Linked DNA regions of Homo sapiens: region 2 is linked to region 1. A link is a contact called in ENCODE Hi-C or POLR2A ChIA-PET data. All regions are on one chromosome and are shown on one strand. Each heading gives the region's core, a stretch centred on a gene start or an enhancer-like site at or near the end of the contact. The rest is flanking DNA. Distances are from core to core; before and after follow the strand shown. Region 1 holds the start of LINC02952 (long intergenic non-protein coding RNA 2952). Region 2 has its middle 59 kb from the start of LINC01488.

Evidence for each region. Hi-C counts contacts between places; a loop is a spot of excess contacts on that map. ChIA-PET counts read pairs that join two places held with the same protein, here RNA polymerase II (POLR2A). Pooled maps may share reads with other maps.
Region 2: a map of heart left ventricle shows a loop between it and region 1 (2.3-fold over the local background). The contact joins the enhancer-like site here to the promoter of LINC02952 in region 1. A Hi-C loop is called at or near these places in 7 of 168 maps with a recorded cell type or tissue (SK-MEL-5, ascending aorta, endothelial cell of hepatic sinusoid and 3 more), 2 of 37 single-sample maps with no recorded cell type and 17 of 50 pooled maps. POLR2A ChIA-PET finds 5 or more read pairs at or near these places in 3 of 52 experiments (WTC11, activated CD4-positive, alpha-beta memory T cell and endothelial cell of umbilical vein).

The regions. Positions count from the first base shown.
Region 1 is chr11:69,443,441-69,446,793 of GRCh38, forward strand. It overlaps LINC02952 (long intergenic non-protein coding RNA 2952), which reads right to left and starts at 1,526. Exons shown (of 2, transcript NR_186235.1): 1 at 1,212-1,526. It overlaps LOC124902703 (a long non-coding RNA gene), which reads left to right and starts at 1,383. Exons shown (of 2, transcript XR_007062759.1): 1 at 1,383-1,522; 2 at 2,899-3,353. RefSeq lists a silencer at 130-219.
Region 2 is chr11:69,538,626-69,541,978 of GRCh38, forward strand. No RefSeq gene overlaps it. Among named protein-coding and RNA genes, the nearest start is that of LINC01488, 59 kb to the left of the region's middle. RefSeq lists enhancers at 47-707, 726-870 and a cis regulatory region at 793-796. Within about 2 kb of position 1,631, at least 15 of the 41 ENCODE cell types and tissues checked have a DNase peak (open chromatin) inside an H3K27ac peak, as active enhancers do; they include ascending aorta, heart left ventricle and heart right ventricle, where a contact is called at or near this core.

The DNA.
Region 1 (3,353 bases), core at 276-2,775:
TCATGGCTGCAGGACCGAGGCCCCACGCGGAGCGGAGACCAGGCGGCCACAGCCGCTGATTGGGCGTCGCGGCCGGGGGTTCAGCCAATCGGCTGTTTGGGAAGCGGGGCCATTCATGAAAGCGCAGCGGAGAGGAAGCGCGGGGGCGGGGAGCCCGGGTTATCACCGCGCCCCGCCAGCCCCATCACGGCCGCCGTGCCTTCTGCCGGGCCATGCTGCGGCTCGAGCGGCGCTGGCTCCTCGCAGGGAAGACCCCGGCCAGAGGCTGCGGAAGAGGCCAGGCTTTCTGGAAGCGCCTCCCAGGCAGGGCCTGGCAGCCGAACGCCGCTTGCTTCGGTCAACTGTGGCCATGAAGTCATTTTTTTCCCCTGCTGATTGAAATCATCTGTTTTCAGTTCCCTGACAAATTCATTGAGTTCCCTCTGAGGCTGGGGCCCCTCGGCTGCTGAGTCTCAGTCTGTAGCTGCGGCCCAGACCCACACAATTTCATCTTCTTGGATTTACATGGTCTCCGGTTTCCAGAGCCCCAGTGAAAGACGCATTTGTGTGGGAGATGTGGGGTTGGGTTTAGCAGCCCTGGTCCTGGGGAGAATGCTTCTAAGATGGCTATCTGCTGGGCTCTGGGCCCCAAACCCTGGCCCTCGGGTCTGTAAGGTTCCTGGGGCCCCAGATGACGGCATGGCCAAGAACGGCGCAGAATCCTCCACATCAGCTCTCTGAAAAGGGAAATGGCCCAGTGGAATGCTGGCCTCTCCCTGCAGGATGAGCACTCATTTCCTCTTGGGATCTAGCAAGTAGCTTAAAAATACACTCATGCAAAGGGCCCACATAGAGCTATACCTGTGGGGAGGGGAGGGGTCTGCTTTTGCATGTACCTCAGGGAGGTGTGGGGTGGCAGCCTGCTGACAAGGGCCCCGACCCCACCGCCTTGCCTGTGTCCTCCTCTATAAAATGGGCGTAGGAGCACCTAGCCCTTGGTCATGCACGCGCCCAGGAAAATCACAAACGCAGGGGCCCAGCATAGTGCCTGATACGCGGCGAGAGTTTAGTCACCGACGTCGGTTGTTGGTGGTGACGTGAGCAGTGACATAGAGGACAAAAGCGATGCTCAATTCCATTTCCGGGCGCGACACAGCTCCGGCAGGGGGCGCTGGGCTCTGGAGCCCTGGGGACCCCTGCTTCTCACACCACCGTCACCCCCAGCCACATACCTGAGCCACTGGGAGCATGAGCACCAGGGAACTTTTTCTCAATGGAAAGATTTCTTCACAGCAAGTGTTTCGCAAGCCTCTCTGAGGCTGTCAGTAATGAGTCCTTACTTCTTGACTTCCAAGTGTGTTACATAAGCCTAAGAGGTTGGTCAAAACACAACACACACACACACACACACACACACACACAAATGTGGCTGGAGAGAGTGGACGGGCAGGCTCTGCAGCTGTTCAAACTTTCTCGGCCACCTTCCCAGGCCATGAGGACTCCCCACTCATGGGCCTGTCGGAACCGTGCTGGGGAATGTGAGGTATGAGATCCGGGAGAGGAGAGCCCAGTAAGCCAGGGCTGCGGGGGAGACGGAGGGCGGGGCCCGGACACGGGCTTTTCCCAGCGGCCAGCACCCCTCCCGCAGGACCTCGGGTTCCACCCCAGCAGCCTCTGTTTGGTGGGGGGCAGAGAAGGGTGCCCCTGCCTGTGGGCCCCTCACGTTGGCTCTGCAGCACCCACGCAGGAAGAGGGTGCACACAGAGGGACGCGGACACCAAGGCCTGGGGTTGGACAAAATTGTTGCCCGCCACAGCTGGTCCCTCCACAGGCCACATAAGCCAGGGAGTTGGGGGCTGCCCGGCACAAATAGAGGAAGCAGACAGAGGAGCTGGGCGGCCTGGGGCAGCCGGATCCTACCACTCCTCATTTCTGCTCTGGGCTGGACCGGCTTCCCTTTTCTTCTGTTGTTTTAAACGGTTGGTGTTGGGATAGAAAGGCCCATGGGTCTCCTTCTGCCTCTGCGTCCTGGCTTCCACAATGCAGACAAAACTTAAAAATTCTCAGGGGCTTCTCATTTTAGCGTGGGTGGCAGAGGCCTGGAGAAGCCCGAGGTCACTTCAGACCGGCCACCTCCTTGGACCTTCCCTTCCTGACATAAAATGATGACTGTAATGGAGGCTCTGCACTCAGCCCGTGGAGACAGGCCAGAAGCGCTTTGCTACAGTACTAATATAGCGCACGTTTTGCTCATGAGACGGCACTCAGAAGTTCTCGGCATGATTAGAAAGTGTATCGGTCAGAATGCGCTAGGCCATGCTATGGCAACAAACAGGCCCCCAGATCTCAATGGCTGCCAGCAGGATCAGCAAATGGTTTCTGTAAAGAGTGACGTGTACTTTTGTTGTTGCTATTGTTTTTGGAGACACAGTCTCACTCTGTTGCCCAGGCTGGAGTGCAGTGGCGCGATCTCGGTTCACTGCAACATCCACCTCCCAGGTTCAAGCAATTCTCCTGCCTCAGCCTCCCGAGTAGCTGGGATTACAGGTGCCCACCGCCATATCCAGCTAATTTTTGTATTTTTAGTAGAGACAGGGTTTTGCCACGTTGGCCAGGCTGGTCTCCAACTCCTGACCTCAAGTGATCCACCCGCCTCAGCCTCCCAAAGTGCTGACATTACAGTTGTGAGCCACCGTGCCCGGCTACTTTTAATATATATTTTAGGCTTTGCAGGCCATTCAGTCTCTGTCGCAACTCCTCAACTCTGCTATTGTAACACAAAAGCGTGGCAGACAGCACACCAATGAGTGGGCTGCATTCCTATAAAATGATATTGAGAAATTGCCCACAGGCTGGCGTCTGCTGACCGCCAGCTTCAGATAACCAACGTTTGTCTTCTTCTTGTGCCACACATGCAAGGAGTGAGGGCCCGCTCCAGACGTGCTCCAGGGACCCAGGCTGATGGAGGATCGAGTCCCACCCAGACCTCCATCATCATGGAGGCCAGATGCACGAGCTGGTTCTTAAAACTTCTGCTCACAAGTGACTGAGACCTCTTCCACTCACATTTCACTGGTCAATCAAGTCATGCCACCACACCTGATTTCAACGGGGATGAGAAGAACAATTCTATTTGCTCAGAAAGCAGAGATCTGGAAATTTTCGTAAACAGTCTTTAGTCTTCAACCATCCAAGCTAGAAGACCTGGTTTCTGGGCCCCTCCTTTGCCACCAACTAACTTCGTGTCCCCCCGGCAGGCCTCCTCCCTTCTCTGGCCTGTAGATCCCCACCTGCAAAAAGGTGTGGAGCATGTTCCTCAGGTTTTTCTGGGCCTGAGAACAGCACCACTATCATGGCCTCTGCTTTTCCTAATG
Region 2 (3,353 bases), core at 381-2,880, 95 kb after region 1:
TGACAGTTGACATAGCTGTCCCCCACCCCCAATCATCCTCCCCCAGGACAAGTGACATGTCATAGTCAATGCTGTCTCTCTCCGGCACCCACTCAGTGGAGCCACTCAGGGCCAGTTAATTCAAGGAAGGAAGGAAGGAAGGAAGGGAGGGAGGGAGGGAGGGACGGAGGGAGGAAGGAAGCAATGCCTCTGTTGGAAAGGTACCCAGGCTGCCTTTTCCTCCTGGAGATCAGGGCCTGCAGCAGGGCTGGAGTGGGCAGGAGGAAGCCCTGGCAGGACATGCCCAGCCCCTCTCATGTGGATGGCAGCCATCCAGCAAGAGAATGTGGGCAGAGGAGGTGGATTGGTCAGGGCTCTGCTTCAAGCCAGACTCCTGCCTGTGGGCCAGGCTAGGGGACTGAGGCCTTGGGTGAGGACCTGAGGCTCTGAGCTATGGTGGACCCAAAACCCAGACCTCTGCTTTCGCCAGTAAGCGGAATAGCATCAGGGATGATGGGCCCTGGCTCACAGGCCACCCGCTGCTGAGAACGTGGCGGGGGACCGAGCCAGGGGCTTCAGGCCAGCTGCAGTGAAAGGACGGGAGGGGCAGCCTCCGACTTGCCTGGTGCCAGCACCTGCAGCCCACAGTGCACCGAGCCTTCCCAACCAGGCCCCACCATCAGATCCAGCAGCAGGCCCCTGGATTCCCTGATTTCATCTTTGAGGCCTCCAAAAAGTCACTTTCTCTTTCCTGTCAGGCACCCACTCAACAAAGCCACTCACAGCCAGTTAGTCAGAAGGAAGGAAGGAAAGAGGGAAGGGAAGGGAAGGGAAGGGAAGGAAGAGGGAAGGGAAGGGAGAGGGAAAGAGATGGGAAGGAAAGGAGACTTCTCAGGCCCCAGAATTCTGGAAGGCTCCAAAAACCTGGTTAGACAGTGGCATGAGGAAGCAGCGTGCCCAAGAGTGAGGCAGCATTTGCCACAGCGGGATATAGAAGGGAGAGGTAAGACGGCGTGTGCCGGTGCCCACAGCCTCTCAGCCGCAGGGGACCGAGGGAGCTGTGGCTTCCCTTCATTGCCTACTTTTAGGTTTTGTAACCACGTGAATGCCTCATCCACTGAAAAAATTAAACTTACAAACTTGCCAGAATTTGCCCCTGAGGGCCCGAAGCCCCCCTGGGCGAGGACGCTGCAGCAGTGCATGTGAGTAAGACCCTGTATCTGCAGGGCCACCCCTCTACCACCCATCTCGGCACCCACACCCCCTCAGCACCCCAGGCTCCTCTGCAGAACTGAGGCCCCTCCCCTCCACGGAGGCACTTCCCTGTCTCAGAAGGGAGGAAGTCTCTGCTTGAGTGCCACCTGACTGGAATCTCACAGGAGGAATTGAAAATCAGCGTCACAGGCCCCACTCCTGGCCTCCACCCCAGCCTGGCTTAAAGCAGAAAATCAACACATAGAAGGAGATGGCTATTTTGAGTGCTGGGAGCCAGTTTCTCTCCCTTTTCTCCCTCGTCTTCCTCCCCCTTTCCAAGGGCCTGGCCCCTCCTGGGAAGGCAGGGAAAGGACAAAGACCCTGGGAGAGGGACGCGCCTGCCACTGCCCAGCCTGGGCGGCAGAATGACACAGGCGCTGGAACTCACCCTGGCATTGGCCTGGCAGGAAGGCCCAGCTGCCCGCTGGCCCGGCTCCTCCTGGGCAGCTCCGTGGGAATTCCCTGGGGGCAGAGCGCATTACAGGAAGCGGCCGCTGGGTGCAGGGCGGGCTTCTCTGGTTCCCATAGACCATCCCCTCCCCATGAACTGGAGCAGGCTTCCCGTGCAAGCCCATTTGGCCTGGAAGTAGGAAAAATACCGCTCCTATGGTTCTGTGTTCTGCTGGAGAAAAGTCTCCGGGGCCGGGCCCCACCCCGATCCCCGCTTCTTACCCACCCCACCTACCCTGGCCGTCCCTCCACTTTCTCCTTACTTCCCCCAACTCAACCACACTCCACAGGGTCATGGCTGCTTTCTCTGAGCTGACAATGCTGGTGCCACTGCACACAGGACCACCTTCTGCACCCCTAAAGGGACAATGGCCGGTTGCTGGGCTTGGTGATGGTTCAGGGTCTTGAAAACCTTTTCTCTGCCCGCCCCTGCCCCCACCAACCCACCACAGACTGAGACAGCAATCCCAGGGCCTCCGTGGGAGAGGAGAAGAGCGTCCCAGGACACCACCCACCAGAGCAGCTCAAGCCCCCAAGCCAATCCCTGCCCTGGTTCCACACCCCAGCCCCCACTGAAACCCCGGAGGCAAAGCGTCGCTCTAGCTCTTATTCTTAGCATCGAACTTGCTCCCACTACGGTGGGAATAAGGTACCTGGCGCCGGTGCATGTAACAATGGGCCGGGGGCTCAGGCGGCAGGTTCATTCTGAGAACCCTCCACCTCCTTAAGACATTTCTTGAGGACTTGGGTTTATGATGAGTGAGTCATGGAGCCACATAATTAGAGATAGGAAAGGCAGCTTTGCCAGGGCCTCGACTTGGACCAGAACGTTCTACTTTTAGATTCATGGAACAATCACATCTCACTGGACCTGAGACAAGTGAGGAAACTGAGCCCCAGAGAGGCAACCGGGACTCTCGGTGGAGTACATGGGGAGCAGGGACAAGATGAATGGGGGTCCCACATCTCCAGAGGTCTGGTGATCTGGCTAATACATGGCATCAGAAGTACCAACAGCTGTAGGAAGGGAGGCTGCATCTCCAGCCCCCCAGGAAGGCATGGGACCAGTCCAGTCTGAAGAAGGAGCTGGGGGCAACCCTGAGGGTCAGCTCAGGCCTCAGAGCAGAGGACAGCTGGGATCATGATTGGTTTTTTTCAATCTCAGCCTCAGAGCAATGCTCCAAGAACAGGAACCTAAAGGAAGCCAGGCTACGAGATCTGGCACTTGCATCTGCTCCTGGAAGCCAGCCTGGCCTCTGGAGGCCTGAGAACCTGGTGCCACTGTGAGGACCTCATGCCACTGTGAGGACCTGGTGCCAGTGTGAGGACCTGGTGCCACTGGGCTCTCGCTCTGGGCTTTTCCTTTCAGTTATCAGTCTGCAGTGGAGACTGGTTTCCACTGCCAGGGTGAGGATGTTTGGACACCATGAGAACCCTCTCGAAATTCCAGGGTTTTGAATTTCAAGCTGAGCTGGGTCCCGGTAGTATTCAGGTTCACAGGAAGTTGGCACAAATCAGCCTCCTGCTTATGATGGGCAGTGGGGAGGGGGTCAAGGAAAGCCTCTTAGGAGGTCACAATGACATCTCAGACACCAGCGAGTGCTTGTGACACATACTGCTGAATGAAGTCTGGGTGAATCAGAAACACGAGGCTGCATTTCCCTTGGAAT